2 separate regions of the Homo sapiens genome follow, and region 1 is linked to region 2. Evidence: chromatin contacts called from ENCODE Hi-C or POLR2A ChIA-PET data. All regions are on one chromosome and are shown on one strand. The core of a region is the stretch at or near the end of the contact, and the rest is flanking DNA. Distances in the headings are between cores, read along the strand shown. Region 1 overlaps MYOCD (myocardin). Region 2 overlaps ARHGAP44 (Rho GTPase activating protein 44).

Region 1 (5,651 bases), core at 2,958-5,457, 74 kb after region 2:
CACTATCATATCTGGATCATGTTTCTCTTTGGCTAAAGCATCTCCTGTCTCACTTGTCTCCTGTCTTACTCTTATCTAGAAATAGCCTACTTAAAAATTATTTTTTGCTATGGTAAAATAAACATAAAGTTTGTCTTTTCCCTCTATCTCAAAAGAAAGGGCTCTTGCCCTTTCTTGCCCTTCCACCTTCTGCCCTTCTACCATGGGATGGCATTTGCCAGATACTGGTGCCATGTCCTCGGACTTCTCAGTTCTAGAACTGTGAGAAATAAATTCCTTTTCTTTTCAAATTTCCCAGTTTCCAGTATCCTGTTACGGCTGCATAAAATGGACTAGACAACTGGGGTGTTCAACCACAGCAGGATAAATTCTGTCACCTCCTTCAGTGTTTCCTACAGTCTTCTTCCCCTCCCACTCTCTTACTCCAGATATCAGTTGGTCCTGGTGATGTTAACAACATACTGTTGTATTTGTTTAAAAAAAGAAAGAAACTCATGTCAAATCCTATACCTTCAGATCATCCAGGTTAGGTGGGAGTGGGCCTGGTTTGAAAGAAGAGACACCAGTTTGTCCAGAAAAACTGTTTTTGACAGGAGACAAGGGGGTATTGCTCAGTGGCGTTGAAGAAGAGTTTGGATTTCTGACCATCTGTTCATTTGGTTCCCTAAAAAACAAACAAAGAGGCATTTCAAGTACAATCAAATATTGGTGGGATAACTTGCATTTAGATCGGATCCCAAAGTGATTGCCTGCAAGGGTCAGGCATGTAATAAACCAGCAGAAGAGACCAGGGTGAGGAAAAACAACACTGCCGGCTAGACGGTAAGCGGTGCGTGACATCTGAACTTTGTTTAGGGAGATAAGAGGGAGTGGCAGGGACTTTGGCATATGAAAGAGGACACATCCACCTGTGATTCAGCTGATGCTCTGTCCTGGGGAGGCCAAACACACCTGGTGAAGCTTGGTTGCGTTTAGTGCTCAGCATAATTGCTAGTATATAGTCTGAGGATGACACAGGAGGAATCTACATCTCAACTTTATATGTGGGGATATTGACAATTTAAAGGGTGACCTGGCCAGGCACGGTGGCTCATGCCTGTAATCCGAGCACTTTGGGAGGCCGAGGCGGGTGGATCACCTGAGGTTGGGAGTTTGAGACCAGCCTGACCAACGTGGAGAGACCCTGTCTCTACTAAAAATACAAAATTAGCCGGGCGTGGTGGCGCATGCCTGTAATCCTAGCTACTAGGGAGGCTGAGGCAGGAGAATCGCTTGAACCTGGGAGGCGGAGGTTGCGGTGAGCCAAGATCGCGCCATTGCACTCCAGCCTGGGCAACAAGAGTGAAACTCCATCTCGAAAAAATAAATGAATAAATAAATAAATATATTTAAAAAAAATAAAAGGTGACCTAGCAATGTGGTCACACAACCTGGGCTCAGGAGTCAATCTTTGAGAGTGTCTGTCAGCTGCTCAGCCCTGTTCCTTCTAAAAGCAGAAGGGCATCGGAATTGCTCATAATTCCAATATCACATTCTTAGACTTTCCATAGTCCAACTTGAAAGTGCTAATACTTTCCTTTTCCCCAAAGGGGCCTCTTATCAAGGGCATTGATTTATAGCAGTCCCTCCACCTATTGGCAGTTTCACTTTACAAGATTTCAGTTACCTGAGGTCAACTGCAGTTCAAAAATAGTTGTGTCCAGTACAATAAGTTATTTTGAGAGAGAAACCACCACATCCAGATACCTTTTATTACAGTATCTTGCTATAATTGTTCTACATTATTGCTAGCTATTATTGTTATTCTCTCACTGTGCCTAATTTATAAGTGAAACCTTATCACAGGTATATATGCCTAAGAAAAATACAGTATATGTAGAGTTCAGTACTCTCTGAGGTTTCAGGGATCCAATGAGGGTTTGGAATACATCTGCAGATATAGAGGGCCCTGTATTTGCTTCCTCCCAGTCTTACGGCTCTGAAAAGGTGTGCATAGTTTCTAAATTGAGTCACCTTCCAAACATACTGGATGAGGAAATGGTGCAATACAGGACTTGCTAGGCCCCATGGTGCTGGCAGATAGATATTAATAGACACCCTTCCCAACCTCTGCCCACAGCCACCCTCCCAGCCTTGCCGGACTTACTTAAGCTGAGCTTGGTGCATCCCTAGGTAGCTGAATCGGTGTTGCTGCTGCTGCTGCTGCTGGCTGAGGATTTGGAGCTGCAGGAACAGCTGCTGTTGCTGGAGCAGCCGAGCGTAGGCTGAGTCCATAGGTGGAGGGGACTTCTCTGCCTTCTGGTCTGGGGGAATGTACTGGTGATATTTAAGCTTCTTCACCTTTGGCTTGGGGTCCTTGGGCTTTTTGTGGCGGTTCTTACTGTCACCCAAGGATTTGGACTGCAAAGAAGATGAGGAAATTGCATGTGCTTTAGGTGATGGCTGAGAATGATTTTGCATCATGGACACGTTGTGAGGCAGTTTTGTCTGATGGCCATTCTTGGATCTCAGAAATATAATATAGCAAAGGCATGATGTACAAAGAGCTCCTAGGACACTAACGTTGCTAATGAACAAATCCATTGCAAATGTATCACACTGGAAGGACACTCCTTAGACAGGGAATGTTGAATCTTAGAAGCAGCTCCAGAGTTTTTCCTTTCTGGAGTACAGCAAAATGTAATCCTGTGTTTCAATGAGTGCATTCTCCTAACCTAAAACCAACTGATGACCTAACAAAGGTTGCATTCTGATCTTGAGACTACTTGTAGAAAGTTCTTTCATGGCTGGGAGCGATGGCTCACACCTGTAATGCCAATGCCAACACTTTGGGAGGCCGAGGCGGGTGGATCACCTGAAGTCATGAGTTCGAGACTAGCCTGACCAACACGGTGAAACCCCTTCTCTACAAAAAATACAAAAAGTAGCCAGGTGTGGTGTCAGGCGCCTGTAATCCCAGCTACTCGGGAAACTGAGGCAGGAGAATTGCTTGAACCCAGGAGGCAGAGGTTGCAGTGAGCCGAGATCACGCCATTGCACTCCAGCCTGGGCAACAAGAGCGAAACTCCATCTCAAAAAAAAAAAAAAAAAAAAAAAGAACTTTCATATGCATATGTGCAGTCACTTTTAGTTAAACACTTAATAAGTCGACTTATTAATGACATAAACTAAGATAAAACTAAGATTTTCTTTGAAAATCTAGAATGTGGTTATTTGTTGCTTTGAGCTGAAAGTAAGATAAACCTTGCCTATCTGCCTGCTGAACACCCTCTCGCCTGCCTGCCAAATACCGATGAAAGATCAGGAAGTAACACCTTTTGAAATAAGGACACTTTACTTATTATGGGAAGGGTTATCCACCTAACTGGAACACTTCCCAGAGTTGGAACCCAAAGCATGTATTGCATGATTTGGACACACTGAATCAGGAAGTTAAGGGTATAGTCTTGGAAGATAAGACAAATTTTTGAAAGTGGTACAATTACTTAACTTTAATACATCTCAGTTTCCTCACCTGCAAGTTGGAGAAAATATTCTTTACTTTTTCTCTCACTAATCAATATAAAGACTATAAAAGATAATATTGAAATAATAACAGGTAGTCAATGAACAGGTAATTATGTCTATAACCTGCTCCTGAAATAAAAGACCTTTGTATATTAGGAAGGAATGGGTCCATCCTGTTATCAGGTTAAAAAAAAGTAATTTTCAGGCCGGGCGCGGTGGCTCATGCCTGTAATCCCAGCACTTTGGGAGGCGGAGGTGGGCGCATCACTTGAGGTCAGGAGTTCGAGACCAGCCTGGCCAACATGGTGAAACCCTGTCTCTGGTAAAAATACAAAAAATTAGCTGGGCTTGGTGGTAGATGCCTGTAGTCTCAGCTTCTCGGGAGGGTGAGGCAGTAGAATAGCTTGAACCCAGGAGGTGGAGGTTGCAGTAAGCCGAGATTGCGCCACTACACTCCAGCCTGGGTGATAGAGCGAGACTCCGCCTCAAAAAAAAAAAATAATTTTCAAACCCTGACTTTATTACAGAAGGTTGAAATGAAGAACACGGATGTCATGACCACGAGTGAGCTAGGATTTGGGGGAACATTGGAAGGAAAGTGTGTTTCCACCGGTGTCCAGAAGAGGGGGCTCCTGAACAGCTGGCAAGCATATTCTGACTTGGCAGGTTCCCCACTTCAACCACAAACTACACATCTGAATGTGACCTTATCCAAAGGAGCTTACAACTCACTTGGACTCAGCGCAATGCACCCCCAAAGGCTCTTTTGTTTTCCAAAGAGACTTCTTCCTGGCGACTAATGAATAATGAACACAAGTAGTTGGGTGTGTTTGGTGGCTCCGTTTCTCTCTGCTTACTAATCGATTAGCATTCTAGTTAGTTAATCAGTCTTCTGTCCTTGGAGAGTTTCTGCAGGGCTCCCGAAACCAGCTCTGCCCTGGCCTGCTCCAGACCAGCTGCTGTTGTCGCCTCATTCTGAGGCTTGCCTTGTCTGGGGAGGATGGGAGCTGCAGCCCTGGCAGGGTCCCGCAGCTAAGTCGGAGGTCCAGGAGCTTTTTTTCTCTATGTTGCCTTAGCACATTCCAGAAGATACTGAAATCGGACCATTTACTCTGGATAGTCTGGGGTAAAGGCTACTATTACTATTCTCTTTTTGAGCCCAGGGGACACTAAGGTTTTTGTGTTTGTTGACCAAGCAGAAGAAATGATGGCTCTTCTACAAACAACCAGCCTGCCGGGACCAGCTGGGTGTCTGTAAGAATCGCCTTTTTCACAGAAAGCGATCTGTTCATCTCCTGGGCTTCTATCATACTTTCTACTACAGTGAGGTTGAAGGCTTTGCTAATTTTTTTTTTTTTTATATATATATACAGAGTCTCGCTCTGTCGACCAGGCTAGAGTGCAGTGACTGCGATCTCGGCTCACTGCCACCACCCCCTCCTGGGTTCAAGCGATTATCCTGCCTCAGCCTCCTGAGTAGCTGGGATTACAGGCACACGCCACCACGTCCGGCTAATTTTTGTATTTTTTGGTAGAGACGGGGTTTCACCATATTGGCCAGGCTGGTCTCGAACTCCTGACCTCAGGTGATCTGCCCGCCTCGGCCTCCCAAAGTGCTGGGATTACAGGCGTGAGCCACCATGCTCCACTGCTAACTTAAATTATGCAAAATTTAAATACTGTGATAGAAATATGAATAACATTTCTTTTTATACTCAGCTTTAGAAATAACGGGACTCATCTCCTCCTCCTTCCCCTGCAATGAACAAAATGCATTGATAGTCACATAATTTCCGACCTGTTGAGCTGAGTGAATTGTCAGCTGGGTTTAAGCTCTTGTGGTTTGGTGGGGGAGCCTTATTGGCAAACTGAAGTGTCTATCATCCATTAGACCATAAAACTGTTACTATATCATTGATTTTTACTTCAATTTACAATCTTTTTTAAGTCCCGTAAGAGTCATTTTAACATTCATTAAGTGGTGGCACTCGAGCTGAGAAAACGTGTTCCCAAATCAGTTGGAAGTTATTTGGGTATAGGCCAGGCACGGTGGCTTACGCCTGTAATCCCAGCACTCTGGGAGGCTGAGGCAGGTGGATTACCTGAGGTCAGGAGTTCAAGATCAGCCTGACCAACATGGAGAA
Region 2 (5,630 bases), core at 969-3,468:
TACCAGTTGAGTCATTTAAAATGAGAAATTACAGTGATTTGTGAATGTTGGCCCAACCATACATTACTGGGGTAAATAAACCTCACTTGGTCATAATGTTTTATATTTTTTACATATTGCTGCATTTGATTTGTGAAGATTTTTTACATCTGTGTTCATGAGGACTGTTCGTCTATAATTCTCTTTTTCTGTAATATCTTTGATTTTACTATCAGTGTAATAAAGACCTCACAAAATAGATATGAAGTGTTCTCTCTCCTTCTGTTTTCTGAAAGAGACTGTGTTATTCCCTCAAATGTTTGGTACAACTGTCAGTGAAAATACCTGGTCCCAGAGTTTTGTTTTCAAAAAGAACTCTATTTATAGTAATAAAAGTATTCCAATTATCTCCACTTTTCAAGATACATTATTTCTTCTTTGGTGAATTTCAGTAATTTGCGGTTTTCAAGGAGTTGGTATATTTTACTCAAATTGTCCAATTTATGTGCAAAATGGTGTGTGATACTTTTTAATCCTTTAAACAACTTTCCAGGTCTGCAGTGATATCCCGTTGTTTATTCCTGATATTAGTAATTTGTGTTTTCACTTACATTTTTCCTTAGTCGGTCTGGCCAGATCAACTTTATCGATCTTTTCAAAACATCAGCTTTTGTTTTCATTTATTCTAATTTTTTTCTGTTTTCTATTTCAGTGATTTCTACTCATCTCTTTATTACTTCTTTCATTCTGCCTGATTTGGGGTTTATTTTGTTCCTCCTTTTCTATTTTCTTAAGGTAGAACCTTATATTACTGATTTGAGACCATTCTTCTTTTACTTCTTAATTTTTGTGGGTATATAGTAGGTATATATACTTATGTGCTACATGAGGTTTATTGACACAGGCGTGCAATGCATAATAATCACAGGGTAAATGGGGTATCCATTCCTCTTTTCTAATTAAGCATTTAATGCTATTACATTCCCTCCAATCATTAGATGCACCCCACAAATTTTGATATGTTGTGTTTTCATTTTCATTCAGTTCTAAATACTTTTTAATTTCCCATGAAATTTCCTCTTTTCACCTATGGATTATTTACTTAACTATATTACCAGACATTTGGGGTTTCCTAGTTATCTTTCTGTTACAGATTTCTAGTTGAACTCCATTATGGTCAGAGAACATACTCTGTATGGTTTCACATTTTAAAATCAGTTAAAAATTTACTTTATGGATGAGGATATAGTCAACCTTGGTGAATGTTTCACGAGCACTAGAAAAGAATATGTATCCTCTGTATATCTTATTGTTGAGTGAAGTATTCTATAAATGCCAATTAGATCCAGTTGGTTTACAGTGTTGTTCAGTTCTTCTATGTCCTTGCTAATTTTCTGTGAACTAATTCTATCAATAACTAAGACAGGAGTGTCAAAGTCCTCACCTATAACTGTGGATTTGTCTACTTGTCCTTTTGGTTCTATCACTTTTTTCTTCATGTATTTTGAGCCTCTATTCTCAGATGCATACACACGTAGAATTATTTTGTCTTTCTGGTAAACTGACTCTTTTATCAGTATGTAATGTCTTCCTTTATCTCTGTAATTTTCCTTGAAGTCCACTGTATCTGATATATTAATAAATACACCCCACCTTTCTTTTGAATTGAGCAAGCTTGCTAAACTCTTAATAATTCTAATTATTCATTTGCAGTAATTTTTTAGTTTACATAAACAATCATATCTGAAAATAATGACAGCTTAAAGCTCCTTTCCAATTTTCATCCTTTTTATCATATTTAAGATTTATGACTTTCCCTACCCTAATATAATTCCTCATCATATTCCACTCAAATTAATTTAAGTGTCCACTGATTTTGTCCTAAAAGCTTGTGTGGCAGTTTTAGCAGGGGTGTGTATGGTTAGTTTTATACCTTCTCAACTGGAGAAGGTCACCTTCTTTGCTCAAGTTTATAGCTTCAAGATGAATAAAAGAAGAGTGCTGAGGAGCAGAGAAAACCATTTCTCACCACCCAAATATGCCTAAAAACCAAGAGGCTCAAACAGATCTGCCTTCTACTTGACATTTTCTTTGTTGGCTTCCTTCATGGCAGGCTCCCCTTTTTCAATCCACCCTGCATACTGCAACTAAGGTACTGTTCCAAATCAACCATGCCTATAATCTCACTTCCCCTTTCAACTGCGTTCAGTAACTCCCACTGCCTCACAGACCATATCTCAACTACTGTGCTCAGCTTCCACAGCCCCACTAAAAGCCCAGTCTCCCCAGCATTTGACCTTCCACCAACCTCCACAATACCCACTTCCTTCTAAATAGTTCCATCTGTCCAGTGACTGTGAAACACAACATCTATTCCCAACTCTCTGTACTTGGTTCTCTTCCTACAGACTGCCTGCTCATCTCCTTATTTAACTCTGAACTATTCTTAACGGCTCACTTTCAAGTTCCACCTCCCCCATGAAGCTTCTCAAGCAATAAAAGGAGAGGAAAGAGAGTTTTCAATTCTTGTCATGTTGTTGGTATCTGACCTATGTACATACCACCCAACGGCCAATTTGGGACCTGGGCAGTTCCTGGATTCCACTAGGTTCTAGTCTGCCACTTACTTGCTTTGATTTGGAGCCAATTTCTTATCTTCTCCTGACTGGTATACTCTCCTGTAAAATGGAGTCATGGGGGCTCTAATTTCATAATAGTTTAAAAATCTATCATTTTCCTCAGGGATCATAACATTCTCCCACTCAAAATCCTTTCTGATCTTTTAGTCTTTACCTCTTTGTTATGTGCTATATTCTATTATTCACGCTTCCAGCCTTTTCTACCCCACCAAGGCTATTTCTGTATTTCTCCTAGTATTGAACACAATACACTTTTATTGGCTATGTGGGGAAACTGCTTATTTCCCTCACAGAATAAGTGCGAGGCGGAATGTTTGCAAGGAAATACAGTAGACAGCCGTGTATGAGATTGTACATTCTAAATGCCTACAGGATAACCTTTAGGGGAACCCTGCTTCTCCTCCCTCTTCTATTTTGTTCTACAAAATCCCAGGAGACTCTGGAGAATCAGGAAAGCCAGGACAAGAATCTTTTAAAAAAAAAAAATCAAAAGAACAACCTGCAGCAGAGTCCTTTTGTCCTCACTTCTCTAAAGCCAGGAGAGAGGAGAAGTAAAAGCAGGTGGTGGGGGAGGTTCAAGGAAAATCAAACCAGGGTTTCTAATGCCCTGGGTAGGGGTGGGAGAAGGTGAGGAGAGTCGGGAAGAAAACTGAACAGTTTCCTCACAACAATCTGACCCTATCAGTCAACCATGATTCAGCAATATTTACCACTTTAAGATGTGTGAAAAGTAAAGGAGGGTTTTTGCTTTTTTGGGGGTTTTTTGGGGTTTTTTTCAGAAAGATAAATCAAAAGTAAAAATAAGGAGGGAGCAGGAGATAAGAAGGAAGAGAGGAAAACAAGAGGAGTACACCCAGTGGAGGAGTGTGCCAGGTAGACGTGAAAAATTAAAACCACTAACAGCATTTGCTATATGTAATATGAGGGTGCAATATAGGTATGCTTGCATATATGCATATAAACATATATTCCCATCAATATATGAACTTGCTTGTCTTTCACGGTGGCCTCTATTCAAGTAAAGAATTAATCTATATCTGCTCCGGGTACAGAAAAGTTACACAAACAAGCTTGGGGCCAGATGCGGTGGCTCACCCATGTAATCCCAGCACTTCGGGAGGCCGAGGCGGGCAGATCACCTGAGGTCAGGAGTTCGAGACCAGCCTGGCCAACATGGTGAAACCCCGTCTCTACTAAAAATACAAAAATTAGCCGGGTGTGGTGGCAGGCGCCTGTAATCCCAGCTACTCGGGAGGCTGAGGCAGGAGAATTGCTTGAACTCAGGAGGCGGAGGGTGCAGTGAGCCGAGATCACGCCACTGCACTCCAGCCTGGGTGAAAGTGCAAGACTCCATCTCAAAAAAAAAAAAAAAAAAAAAAACACCAGTTTGGGAGGTGGCTGCACAGTAACAGGGAAGGGTGTGTGACCTGGCAGGCCCCCCACCACCCAAGGAGAGTGTATCAGAGTCTGAAAAACCCCAAAGAGAAGAGCATACACATTTCAGGCTTATCAAAAAGGGAGATGAATTAAGAAAGCCTGATAAACACCGCTGTAGACAATTAAGCTTTTGGTCAGCACTAAGAAGATAAAACATAATCGATAACCCCGAAGGAAAGGAAGAGATTGCCCTTCTGAATATTTAGATGAAATCTCGAAATATAACACCAAGAAGGTGAGGTCGAAGGGGGCAATGAGTCACGACGGCAGACAGTTGGACTACGTGTGTCCCAGTTCCACACTGGTACTCACCGTGAGCCAGGAGAAATGCCAGCCTGCAGCAGCCTGGGAATAATTTGCCCACATGGTTATATGTGATGTGGGGTGCAATATATGTATCCTTGTATATATGCACATAAACATGCCTCCCACCACCCAAGGAGAGTGTATCAGAATCTGAAAGATACACTCTCTTTGTGTGGTGGGGGACGTGCCAAGTCACACATCCATTCCTGTTACTGAGCATCCATCTCTCAAGCTGGTTTTTTGTAACTTTTCTGTACCTGGAGCAGATACAGATTAATTCTTTACTTGAATAGAAGTCACAGTGAAAGACAAGGAAGCTCATATGCAGATAGAAATGTATGTATTTGTATGCATATATATGCATGTTTATGTGCATACAGACAAGCATACATATATTGCACCCTACATTACATATAACAAACACTGTTAGTGGTTTTAACTTTTCATGTCTATCTGGCACACTCCTCCACTGAGGTACTCCTCTTGTTTTTCTCTCTTCCTTCTTATCTCCTGCTGTCTCCTTATTTTTACTTTTGATTTGCTCTTTATCTTTCTAAAAAAAAAAAACAAAAAACCTCCTTTAACTTTTCACATATCTTAAAGTGTAAATATTCTTGAATCGTGGTTGACTGATAGGGTCAGACTGTTGTGAGAAAACCGTTCAATTTCCTTCCCGACTCTCCTCACCCTCTTCCACTCCCACCCAGGGCAGGAGATTAGAAACAGAACATGCAAAGCAAATTCAAAACATAAAACATAGCGTGGGCAGGACGGTGCAAAGCAGCTCTAAGGAGACTGGCCTGACTGCAGCATTGGCCAACAGTGAGAAGTAATGGAGCTGAGTAAACCAAGGTCCAATTACTCCAAGGCCCTTGCATGTGTGCATGGGACCTGCCATTGCTGAGTGGGTGGATCAATAAAGGCAATACTCCAGATAAGTAGAGACTTTTATAGAACACCATATGACTGTGATTTTTTAAGTTGTTAAGGGAAATAAGGTATTTCAAAATGCCAAAGTAAGGTCAGTTCAAAGAGTAGCTTGTTTAAAAAAAGAGTTGAAAGTAGCTCATGCATTCAGTAAGAAATGCAGTCTGCTTCTCTTCCCTGTTCCCCAGTTGAGAAGCACTGTTCACAACTTTTTATATTCTTCCAGAGATCTTCTATGCACTTGTGAGCATGTTAACCACGTGTGTTTGTGAACCTATTTATCCACCATACAGAAATTATTTCTCTTTACAGAAATTAGGTCAAATACATATAACATGTTGA

Evidence for each region. Hi-C counts contacts between places; a loop is a spot of excess contacts on that map. ChIA-PET counts read pairs that join two places held with the same protein, here RNA polymerase II (POLR2A). Pooled maps may share reads with other maps.
Region 1: a pooled map shows a loop between it and region 2 (4-fold over the local background). The contact joins two enhancer-like sites. A Hi-C loop is called at or near these places in 2 of 168 maps with a recorded cell type or tissue (CD4-positive, alpha-beta memory T cell and ascending aorta), 1 of 37 single-sample maps with no recorded cell type and 4 of 50 pooled maps. POLR2A ChIA-PET finds 5 or more read pairs at or near these places in 1 of 52 experiments (GM12878).

The regions. Positions count from the first base shown.
Region 1 is chr17:12,740,932-12,746,582 of GRCh38, reverse strand. MYOCD (myocardin) reads right to left here. Exons shown (of 14, transcript NM_001146312.3): 8 at 2,147-2,400; 9 at 511-664. Among named protein-coding and RNA genes, the nearest start is that of MYOCD-AS1, 38 kb to the right of the region's middle. Within about 2 kb of position 4,207, at least 5 of the 41 ENCODE cell types and tissues checked have a DNase peak (open chromatin) inside an H3K27ac peak, as active enhancers do.
Region 2 is chr17:12,812,604-12,818,233 of GRCh38, reverse strand. All of the region lies in intron 1 of ARHGAP44 (Rho GTPase activating protein 44), which reads right to left. Among named protein-coding and RNA genes, the nearest start is that of ARHGAP44-AS1, 25 kb to the right of the region's middle. RefSeq lists an enhancer at 2,336-2,425. Within about 2 kb of position 2,218, at least 2 of the 41 ENCODE cell types and tissues checked have a DNase peak (open chromatin) inside an H3K27ac peak, as active enhancers do.